2 separate regions of the Homo sapiens genome follow, and region 1 is linked to region 2. Evidence: chromatin contacts called from ENCODE Hi-C or POLR2A ChIA-PET data. All regions are on one chromosome and are shown on one strand. The core of a region is the stretch at or near the end of the contact, and the rest is flanking DNA. Distances in the headings are between cores, read along the strand shown.

Region 1 (5,836 bases), core at 3,264-5,763, 100 kb after region 2:
TGTCCTCAGGCAGTTATTTAACTTCTCTAAGTCTTAGTTTCTCATGAGAAAAAAAGCACCTTGGGCCGAGCGCAGTGGCTCATGCCTGTAATGCCAACACCTTGGGAGGCCAAGGTGGGCAGATGGTTTGAGCCCAGGAGTTTGAGGCCAGCCTGGGCAACATGGTGAAACTGTCTCTACAAATAATAATAATAATAATAATAATAATAATAATAATAATACAAAATATTAGCTGGGCATGGTGGCGCAACTGTAGTCCTAGCTACTCGGGAGGCTGAGGTGGGAGGATTGCTTGAGCCTGGGAGGTGGAGGTTGCAGTGAGTCGAGATTGTGCACTGCACCACAGCCTGGGTGACAGAGACCCTGTCTCAAAAAGAGAAGAAAAAAGCAAAAAAGCACCTACCCAGCAAGTTTATGACTAAATGAAAAAGTGCACTTGACATTATAACTAGAACAAAGTAAGGGCTCAATAAATAGCAGCTTTTATCATGACTTCAACTTCATGGAGGTGATTTTGATGTGAAGTAATGCTCCTCCTAGACAATGGGGTAACTGGGACAAAGACTGAATCATTTAACATTCACTGTTTTCAATCTATTTTTGCAGAGCCCTAATTCTAGTTAGCGATGAGGAAACCAGTGTATCTGTGATTCTATACTTTTACATTTTGGGGTTTAAATACAATTTCAGAATGTATTTGCCACTTAAAAAAATGTATGAAAACCAGTGCTTTAGAACTGCATCCATAATTTGGATCCTTTGTGATCGGTGTGTCAGTTGCCTATGTGATAGTTCCACCTTTCGCCTTCCAGGTTCATCCAGGACACAGCTGAAATGGCCTGGGAGGCACTGCTTGCATGGCCAGGTGCTAAACTACCATTTACAAATTGTGGCCCACCGAGAACACCACCAAATCCAAGCTGGAGAACACTTTATGATGGCAATGCTTGACGTCTACTTAACCTCATTTGTGTCCTATTATATAAAGACACAATAACACTTTAGAGATAAGGAAAATAAAGCATAAGGAACAAAGCAGTCCAGTGTGAGGATGAATACTGCCAGATGGGAATATAAGGCAGGCACATTTATAAGTATTAAAAGCTGTAAGGAAGCATTTTACTTTCGTTTAGGTGGCTTGATGTCCTTCACATTCTCGGCATCAGCTTGATATTTCAGTGTAACATACAGTACTGCAAACAACATATTTGGTGTACTATATGCATTCAGTTTTCACTTACACAAAACACCAGTTATGGAACACTTCCTGAAACAGAATGGTGGCTTAAATCAAGGCACAGCTGTATAGCTGGTACTTCCCTGGAAGAATCTGGCTTTGAACTAAGAGAAAACCACAACCAGAATGGCTCATGAGAATTATAACAGGTAGGGTAGACCCTATAGTAATCAAAATCATAATAAAGACACTAGAGTATCTTGTGTTCTTGTGTGTCCATTTTGGATTGAGTAGAAAAAGAAGAGAATCAAAAGCTGAAGTGAGGAGTCCTAGCGCAGAGGAGGTAGTGGTGGTGGTGGTGGTGAATATCTATTCTGAACAACTTCTAAATTTGTATCCTTATTAAATATGCCAGATATGTCCCATTGCTACTTAAAAATCACTAATAAAAATATATGGAGTCATGGCTGGGTGCAGTGGCTCATGCCCGTATTCCCAGCACTTTGGGAGGCAGGAGGATCACTTGAGCTCAGGAATTCAAGACTAGCCTGGGCAACATAGCGAGACCTCGCCTCTACAAATAAATATATAAATTTTAAAAATTGAAAAAAAAATTCTCTCTCTCTCTCTGAGACAGTATAACACCCTTCTTTCCCCTTGGGCTTTCCATATCCCTGGACAGATGGAAGACAAGAACGGACTGTCTTAAACTTCCAGTTTCTGTGTTTACACAGTCCTAGGAAAAAGAGGACTCTAGAACTTTAGGTTTGAACCTAGGCTTATCGTTAAAGTAGGAGACAGTTAAAGTGGGAGGCGAGGCTGGGTCTAATGGCTCACGCCTGTAGTCCCAGCACTTTGGGAGGCCGAGGCGGGAGGATCACTTGAGGTCAGGAGTTCGAGACCAGCCTGGCTAACATGGTGAAACCCCGTCTCTACCAAAAATACAAAAATTAGCCGGGCATGGTGGCATGCGCCTGTAGTCCCAGCTACTGGGAAGGCTGAGGCAAGAGAATCGCTTGAACCTGGGGGGCGGACGTTGCAGTGAGCCAAGATCACGTCACTGTACTCCAGCCTGGGGGACAGAGTGAGACTCTGTCTCAAATAAATAAATAAATAAAAGTGGGAGATGAGATATGATCCTTTAGAATTCCCTAAATCTTTATTTAGAGACAATCTGAAGCACTCCTGAAATGTGTTTGGGGATACAGTTTTAAGGGCCTTAAAGACTTATAGTGATATTCAGCTTATATGCTTCTTAACTTTTTAGTTCATGAACCTCTTTGAGAATCAGACAAAAGTTACAGACCCTCAGAAAGTTATGACTAACCTTCCCAAAATAAACATTCACACTTACACAATAAACTCAGGGGCTTTAGTTGCTGCCAAGAAGCCAGGTTAAGGCTTACTGCCTCATATCCTTCCAACTTAACAAAGGCAATAGTGATAATCACTTAAAGATGAACAGTTTGATGTGAATGAACGTAAAGAGTTGATGGAATACTCAAGAATTCAAGTGCGTCTAGAAGGGACAAAGTATTTGTGATATTAGTTGGAAAGAGTGGAAGGGAGGGATGCTCAACTGGGCCAGGAGCCTGGCTTAACTGAGCCACTGGATTACATGACCAATACCCACAGTACACTGGAAACTAAAGGCTAAGTAGGCTGCTACTAGTGCGCCAAAATCATCTGCTTCATTCAGTTGTCCTGTGTCCTGGGGCCAGTTTTGTGTGATTACAAACCTGCTTATGTCCATATTTTTCAGTGTCTATATAATAATGTAATTAAACCTCATGTTAAACCTATGAAAAATCACTGCATTAAAAATTGTTTCTTCAGGAATACTGATTTTTAAAAAATTGCTCCTATGAAAACTAAGTCAAATGTTTTGGAGAGACATAACGCAAGGAAGAGTATGCATTTTAAAAATTGTTGAGTTGGGAGTGAGCAAGACAACTGTAAAAGATTGAGCGGTGGGACTTAATCTCAAAAGTACTCTGCACTCAGAAGTGTCTAAATTCATACTTCACTTTAAATAAAGCAAAACGGGAAACCAAAGATGATGAAAGTGCCTGAGTGGCTCTCAGACTGCACACTAGAATTACCTGGGAAGCTTAAAAACCAGGCCACCCTCCTTCCCATTCAGGTTCAATAGTCTGTACTGGGGTCCAGGCATCCAAAGTTTTTAAAAGTTCTCAGGGTACAGCCAGGTTTGAGACTCCCTGTGTAGTTAATACTGGAAAGAGAATTGGGAACTCTGAACAGCAGTCTTAGACACAAAAACAGTCTCACCACTACATCAAAAGATTGGTGAAATGGATATACTTTTAATTATAATGTTTAAGATATGTATGCATTATCTTTAAAATTCCCAATCTGGCTTTTTCAATTACTACCAACTAACCGAATCATGTAATATAAAAGGGCTTCAAGTGTATGATGGGAAGGAGGTTCACATGACAAAAAAAAAAAAAATCTCCTGATAGGGGCCCACATTACCAAACAGGTCTCAGCTTGAGTCTTCTTTCAGTTTAGGAGTCTCAGAATAGGACGCAACACTAGGAACCCCAGAGGACTCAGGTTCTCAGTTTCCTGGTTGGTTCTCTTAGTATGGCTGGGTACGGGAGTCAGAGGGGCAGTTTCTTCTAAACCTTTCATTCCCAAAGGCCACTGATCCCCAGAAGCAAGGCCAGGTTCTGCACGTGTGTTGAGGTCGCCAGGAGGTAGCCGTGGGGGTTGGGGGTTTGTGTGGCGGGGGGGCCTGGGAAGGAAATGTTTCTCCTATCCTCCATTTCACAGGCAGTCCAGAAGGCTCCGAACTGGGTCAGGGAACAAAAAGTTATTGCACTTGGGACGATAAGCCCCATGAGGCAGGCGAATCTCAATCCTACTCTCGCCAAGGGCGCCCCAACCCAACCTTCTTGCCCTCCCCTACACAGACACTCACCCTCCCCTAGTTACAACAGGGGAGGGAACCGAAAAGTCCAGAGGAGAAAAAAGAGAGAACCGGGCCACTTCGAACCTAGAATTATCCCCCCACCAGCGCGGGGATGGGGCTCCAGAGGTGGGAGACCGTACACGAGCTGGGAGGGGAAGTCCAAGGGGCTGGGGATCACTCACCGCAGTCCAGCCCGGGCGGCGGCTCCCAGCCTCGCACCATGGGCCGGGGGGAAGTGGGGGAGAGGGCAGGGGGCCTCCGAGTGGGAGTGGGGTTGCTGCCCGGTGCGGCCGCTCCGAGCCCACCCCAGCGATGGCCGAAACCGGGACTGCCCCCCCCACCGTCCCCGGGAGCGCGCCGGTCTACCCAGCCCTGCTCGAGCAAGTTGGAGGCGGGGCGGATGGGTGGGGTGGGCGTCCAGAGGCGGTGCCAAGGTGGCCCGAGTCCTGATTGGTAGGCGCAGGCGGGCGGGCACGGGCGAAGCGCACTGGGCTGGCCATTGGCTGCGTGGGTCTCGGCTGAAGTCAGGTATTGGCTGCGTGGGCCTCAGCTGGGGTCATCTATTGGATGCGTGGGGCAGGGAAGATGTCCCCTGGGGCCAAGCTGCAGTGCATGGTACCTCCCCCTACCGTCGACCTATCGGCGCCGGACCTTTGGAATACACCGGACCAGGATCCTTCCGAAATTCCCCAAGGAGGGATACTGCACTTTGCTGAACTGTCTGGACCGCCAACAACTCCCAATTTGTTTCCTTCTGAAGGAAGCCCTCCAGGAAGACCTTTTCAGTGCCCCCTCCGGAGCCATACAAACGAGCTGCGCCTTTCCCAGCCGAGAGCCCAACCGCCACCAGCAGCGTCAGCTGTAACAAAGCGCCTAAAGCAACTGGGAACTTGTTCTCGAGAGGGATCAGATGTCTTGCCACCCGGAAAGACGAGGACCTTAGGAGCCTGCGGGCGACTTAGGCCGTTCCCCGGGTCAAACTGGCACCAGACAGATGTTCCCAAAGACGAAGTGCTGGAGCAGTCACCTCATTGGGACCTACCAGACCCTCAGGCTCCCCTCCCTGCCCTAGAAAAGAGGACGCGGAGCTCTCCATAGTATTTGTTTTTCGCTAGCTAGAAAGGGATGAAGACTGAGGTGGGAGAATGACTTGATTTCAAGAGTTCGAGGCCAGTCTGGGCAACATAGCGAGACCTTGTCTCAAAAAAATTTTTTTTAACTTACAAAAAGAAAGGGATGCCAATAAAATGGACTTCAACAAAGCAGTATCCCACACAGTATGAAGTTATGGGCCAAAATTTGTATTTTAGGATTCCCCATCTTCTGTGAGACAGAGTAACAAATGTAAGAAGACAGGCTTGCTCAATTCTGTTTGGCAACATAATTTCACAAAGCCTCTGACTCTGACGTCTCTGGAAAGATCCTTTGAAGACAAAACAGGATAGGGCACACAGTCCTCTATGTCTCTTGCCTGAGTCGCTATATTCCTTAAAAGATAAATGGGCTGGGCGCAGTGGCTCATAAACCTAATCCCAACGCTTTGGGAGGCCAAAGAGGGAGGACTGCTTGAGGCTAGGATCCAAGACCAGCAAGGGCAACATAGCGAGTCCCTGTCTCTACAGAAAAATTTAAAAATTAGCTGGACTTGGTGGCATGCACTTGTAACTACTCAGGAGGCTGAGGCAGGGGGATCATTTGAGCCCAGGAGTTGTAGGCTGTAGTGA
Region 2 (6,201 bases), core at 1,584-4,083:
CATCCTGGTTAACACGGTGAAACCCCGTCTCTACTAAAAATACAAAAAAAATTAGCAGGGCGTGGTGGTGGGCGCCTGTAGTCCCAGCTACTCGGGAGGCTGAGGCAGGAGAATGGCGTGAACCCGGGAGGCGGAGCTTGCAGTGAGCCGAGATCGCGCCACTGCACTCCAGCCTGGGCCACAGAGCGAGACTCCGTCTGAACAAAAAAAAAGAATACCTGAACCTATATTGGGAAGGGCGAGCCAGGCTGAGGCAGGAAGGATGTTTAATTGTGCTTGTGTGCCTGTGGGCGTGCGCATCTGTGTATAAGTCAGAACCTTCCTAGAGGGGGAAAATGCTTAATTCTGTCAGTCAAATTGGTGAACGGGCTATTTATAGACCTTAAACTGGCATGTGCTATACATACTGAATACTTGGCTGTTCTCATTTCTTTTGAACAATTGAGATAAAGTAAAGGAGAGGCAAAAAAAATGTCATGAGAAAAAGTAAAGAGAGATTCAGATCATGACTACAATTTTTCTTATAACATTATCTTTCTTATAACTGTAGATGGCCTGGAAAACTTCCCAGAGTCAGGGAATCACATAAAATAGGATTCCAGGGTGTAGGAGGAGTTGGTGGGGGTGGGGGGGGGATGGGATTTCATTTTAGAGACTGAAGAGAGCTTGGTCACTGAAGTTCTGGGTGTAGAGGTGAAGAGGATTATCTGAATACTGCACTGATTTTATTTGATTTCAAGAGTGCTCTCCAGTGTCACTATTGCTCAGATGCCAAAATATCTCTGAGCTATTGCATAGAACATGGCGTCAGCCAGAGAAACTGGTTCAGGGGCACCAGGACACAACGAGCTCTCATAAAGGAACTCTGGAGAGATGACAAAGAAGCATATCTATGCCTGACCGTCCTGCACTCCTTTTTCTGGGAAGAAAGTAAAGCCCCCTACCAAAGATAGCAGAACAATCTCTCACTCTGAAGTGAGGGCAGGAATAGTGAGCTATTGCCTGCCATCCATCTCCAAGGCTTCTCTGGAAAGAGGATGTGCTGTCTAGAGACGAAGCTGTATTTGGGACTCCTGCCCTGCAAAGTACATTCAGGGGGTTTGAGTGGCCTGCACTGGCACTCTTGGGGCCACCCAGGTTCCCCACCTTCAGCACCTCCCAGCTAGGACACATATTTTACCCATCAGTTCCTCCTCAACTCCATATTCTACACATTCTAGTTACTCCTGATTCCCTCTGAGAGCTTCACCGGGTCCTCCGTGGCTGTTAAGAAACAGGTGGACCCCACCAGGCAACTGGAGAAACTGCAAACTCTCCACTTACCGAGAGGCACAATCTGTCCCCTCTTTTCTTCCATAACTTCCCCATCTGTGAAATGGGAATAACAGCCCTGTCACAGCTACTTCACACAGTAAAAGTGCTGCATAAGGTGGAAAACGCTAAAATAAAAAGGCAGGGCATTGCTCTTGCTATTTTTAATACCTATCCCATAGTTTCATTTAACATAAAACTGCAAAATAGCTACCAAATATACCTTAAAAGCCCATCCCCAGCCTGGGAATAATAGCTGCATACAAACTTGTTCAGGTCCCTCAGTCCCTCCTTAAACCTATTGAACTAGAACCTCCAAGTGTCGAGACCAGGACCTGTATTTTTAAGGAGTTCCCAGGCAATGCTAATCATCAGCCGGGTTTCTGACCACGATTTGCTCCATTCTATGAACACTGGGCAGAATCTTTGCCTGGTTTGGAGGAAGAGATGTATGATGTATTTCCTATGCCTCTCAAACTTGACCAGTGGAGGTGAGTTACAGCTCAGGTGACTGACAATCCTTTTCTAAGGAATAGGAAGAACAATAATGCTTTCGAAGGGTTAAGATCTCACAGGAGGACCACCAGAGGGGAGAGGAGGGGTCCGCGGGAAGGAATGGAACTCACCTACGATGATACCACAGGCACTGACCAATCCGATCTCTTTCTTCAGGGCTACTCCGCCCCCTCCGGAACCAGCCTCGGGGCTGGCGTCCGACTCGCCCCCACCTGGGTGTTTCTTTTCGGTGTTGTTTCGGTGCCTGGCTCCTTCTTCCATCCTTCTCAGTAGGATTGCAACCTCAAAAGCTGCCTCCCTTTCTAAATGCGTATTCGTGTAAATATATTGGGAGAGAGCTTTGAATTAGAACGTCCTTTTCCGAAATAGGAACCACTGCTACTCTCTAAAAAAGGCAAGCAGATAAAAGAGAACACGAAAAATATTCCTACTCCGCATTCACACTTTCTGGTCACTCGCGTTTACAAACAAGAAAAGTGTTGCTAAAAAAAAAAAAAAAAAAAAAGGCCAGGGGAGACATACATTTAAATATAAAAATAGAACTGTGCCAGCGACTCCGGCTGGAATTCTGCTGAAAGGGATGTGTCTTCAGAAACCAGGATGGTTCTGCTCTGTGCACCAGGCAGTGGCTTATTCAGAAAGTGAGCCTGGATTTCCCTTCACCTCTCCCCCTAATAAAACAGGAGACTGCCTTTACCTCCCCTTAGTTTTTTCTTTTATGATGAAGACAAAAGTAGTTTTCATTAACGGTAGGAAAAAAGAGCAATCCTCAGGTACTTTCTTCTCTTCTAGAAAAACAAACTGTGAACCTGACGGTGTTGCTCTAGATCTGGTTTCCACCTGCTTTGGGTTTCTTTTCCCTTCCCCGTCTTCTGCTTCCGCCTTTCCCAGGTGTCCTCTTCTTTCTCGCTGGTCTTCGTGCCCTTGTTTTCCTCTTTTCGATCCCCGTTCTACTGCACAGCCGGCCCCATCCCTCTGGTTTCGGGAGAGTGGCTTCTCCACACACTAACGTGCTTCTCTTTAGCGAGGGGTTTTATTCGCCCGCCGAGGCTCCGCCCCTGCCTCCTCTGCTCCCCTCCATCCTCAGTCCCGTCTCCTCCCTCCTCTGCAATTTAAGTATTAGCACAAAGCCCCCAAACAGCACTGAGAAAATGGACTAAGTTATTTCTTTTTGCAATCGTCTCTCGCTTTCTCCATCTTTCTCCTTGCAACCAAGTGGAAGTAAACTCCTTCCACGTCAACTGTTCCGGGAGAGCTCATTAGCTAGTATAATGTTACAGGTCATACAGCATCTGTGAGCTTTATAAATCAGGGAACAGTTGTGCCGATACTTTTAATGCCATCAGAAATAAACTAGCCAATGTATTAAAAAATATTTAGGACTGGATCCTGTATTTGAGAATACAGGAGAGAACGTTGAAAGGACATCATCTTCGAGTTTCCTAAAAATAGGGGGAATCGACGGGTGGGGGAGGGAAATGGAAGGAATTAACAATGGGAAAAAGGTTCTTTTAGCGTAATTGTGAGCTACGAAGAGTACAGAGGAAACAAAATCGCCAGGCGCGGTGGCTCACGCCTGTAATCCCAGCGCTTTGGGAGGCTGACAGGGGAGGATCACGTGAGCCCAGGAGTCTGAGACCAGCCTGTGCAACAGAGCGAGACCCCGTCTACTAAAAATTTTAAAATTAGCCGGGTGCAGTGGTGCAGGCCTGTAGTCTTAGCTACTCAGGAGGCTGAGGCTGGAGGATTGCTTGAGCTCAGGAGGTCAAGGCTGCAGTGAGCTATGATGACGCCACTGCACTCCAGCCTGGGAGGTAGAGCAAGACCCTGTCTCAAAAACAAAACAAAACAAAAAGCCAGAAAAACCACATGCACATACAAAAAGATAAAAAACAAAATCACCAGGTAGCCTTGTTGTTCACAGCTCTTATTTAGGACTGGCTGAAACATGAAAAAAAATGACTCAAACCCTGATCCTGCAACTTCTAATATTTTTGCATTTATAAACTATTTGAAAAGCACACATGGGGAATTATCAGTATATCGCTGATCATGAAACATACTTGTTGATGTTAGAATAACTAGCTTATTACCATATCGAAATGATGCCTCCACTTTCTTGAAGAATTTCACTCAGAAACTGCTGCCTTAAGGTGAGAGCAACAATGTCTATTTATAATTGTAAATTATTTCGAAAAAACAGCATGAAGCAATATAGTGGACAACACTATAAGTCTAAAATAAAGTTATTTTTAGCCTTATTAAATATATTATGCAAAATTATTTAATTTTAAAGTGGGCCTAAAAAATTAAGTTCCCCCAAACTGACCCCTAACTACAAAAATTTGGCCTCACTTTCTGGAAAATGTTCCAAAAGATTTTGGGTTTTAAGGAAAATAAATACTTAATTCCTTAAAATGAGGTTTGTTGAGCTATCATAGCAAAAGCTTTTTCAAATGGGGTAAAGTCCAATCAGCAGTCATCTGCCCCCTTGATCACTCAGCAAGTATTAAGAGGTTTCAAAGGTTGGGAGGAACTTCCTCTCCTCCTTTTGCTAGTTCAAGACACAGCAAATTGAAAGACTCAGCAAAAAAAAAACAACAAACAACAACAAAAAAAACCAGACAAGGCAGGGAATATATAGCACGAAACTCCATGGGAGGGAATGAGTCATGGGAAATGAAAAAATGTCGAATTTGCCTCTAGCCTTTCCTGACAACCTTAGAAAGCACTGAGGAAAAATTTGATAGATTCATTTGTATACATTCAGATTTGAAGACTTCTGCTCCGATTTCAACATCACCATATAAAACAAATAATGTTTCTGCTTCTTAAACGTGAGTTCTTTCAGTAATATTTGGTAGTTCTAATTTATATGATGCAGACTTAATGTGGGATAAAACATGAATGTGATGAATTTGAGGTCTCTTGCTAAAACCAGTGCAAACTGATAACGATATGGTAAGCTTTAGCCCTCTCAAATTATGAACTAAGAAGCTAAGGGGGTTATGGGATCAAATACGTTCTTGGAATACAGCGGTACTAGGTGCACACGTTGGAAAGGAAGAGTTGCTGAAGATTAGTATTTCTATTTCTTTAGCACTTGGAATTTATAAGTGGCTTATTACCATTGATTACTGGTGCGATGTAATATCTAGGAAAGGGGCTGGGCACGGTGGCTCATGCCTGTAATTCCAGCACTTTGGGAGGCCGAAGCAGGTGGAGTGCTTGAACTCAGGAGTTCAAGACCAGACTGGGCAATGTGGTGAAACCCCATCTCTACAAAAAATACAAAAATTAGCTGGGTGTGGTGGCTCACGCCTGTAATCCCAGCTACTCAGGAGGCTGAGGTGGGAGGATCGTGTGAGCCATGGAGGTTGAGGCTGCAATGAGCCAAGATCGCACCACTGCACTCCAGCCTGGGTGGCAAAGTGAGACCCTGTCTTTAAAAAAACCAAACCAAAACAAACAAACAAACAAAGCTAGGAAAGGAATCTCCCCACTTTCAAAGGGAGCATTATTTATATTAAGTGCCTCTCTGTAGGTTGGAATCTTTTTGTGACATAAACTCTTAAGTGTGTCAAAATTCCAGGTGACTAACATTGAACACAAGAGAGAAAGAAAAGCCTTGGTGTAATATGTTGACAAAAATCTGTAAAAAATTACAAACTAATGTTTATTAAATTTTGAGCATTTTTTTTTTTTTTGAGAAGGAGTCTCGCTCTGCTGCTCTGGCCGGACTGCAGTGGTGCGATCTCGGCTCTCGGCTCACTGCAACCTCTGGCTCCTAGGTTCAAGTGATTCTCCTGCCTCAGCCTCCTAAGTAGCTGGGATTACAGGCACCTGCCACCATGCCTGGCTAATTTTTGTGTTTTTAGTAGAGACGGGGTTTCACCCTGTTGGTTAGGCTCGTCTTGAACTCCTAACCTTGTGATCCACCCGCCTCGGCCTCCCAAAGTGCTGGGATTACTCTATTCTGCATTTGCCTTTATATTTTTATTCTATTCTCTACGTTTAAATAGTGCTTTATAGCCCACAAATGGTTTTCTGAACAATATCTCAATTTTTTTCCTCCTCATGTAGTATCTTGGGCAGACGAGGCAGTTATCTTAAAGATTTTAAAAATTAGAAACCTGAGGCTTAAAGAAATATTTTACCTGAGGTAAAAAACAAGACAGTCTATTTGAGGGCAAATGGGAGATTGATAGTTTACACTGAGCACTTTTTCAGGATGCTATAGCTACTGGTCAAAGCCTCAATTTCTTTCACCTGAGGGAAACTCTGTGTTTTTGCTTTGGTGTCTTAACTGTGCCTTTTAGAGACTCACCTTGATCCTAACACTTATCTGCTCAGTGAGACCCACAGGACTTCACC

What was found. Hi-C counts contacts between places; a loop is a spot of excess contacts on that map. ChIA-PET counts read pairs that join two places held with the same protein, here RNA polymerase II (POLR2A). Pooled maps may share reads with other maps.
Region 1: a map of gastrocnemius medialis shows a loop between it and region 2 (2.9-fold over the local background). The contact joins the promoter of HOMEZ here to the promoter of SLC7A8 in region 2. A Hi-C loop is called at or near these places in 8 of 168 maps with a recorded cell type or tissue (IMR-90, MCF 10A, PC-9 and 5 more), 2 of 37 single-sample maps with no recorded cell type and 18 of 50 pooled maps. POLR2A ChIA-PET finds 5 or more read pairs at or near these places in 6 of 52 experiments (A673, PC-9, RWPE1 and 3 more).

What each region holds. Positions count from the first base shown.
Region 1 is chr14:23,281,619-23,287,454 of GRCh38, forward strand. It overlaps HOMEZ (homeobox and leucine zipper encoding), which reads right to left and starts at 4,514. Exons shown (of 2, transcript NM_020834.3): 1 at 4,295-4,514. The coding sequence starts at 4,334. RefSeq lists a silencer at 4,244-4,653 and an enhancer at 4,744-5,023.
Region 2 is chr14:23,180,827-23,187,027 of GRCh38, forward strand. It overlaps SLC7A8 (solute carrier family 7 member 8), which reads right to left and starts at 2,834. Exons shown (of 11, transcript NM_012244.4): 1 at 1,938-2,834. The coding sequence starts at 2,088. It also overlaps a transcript of RNF212B not described here.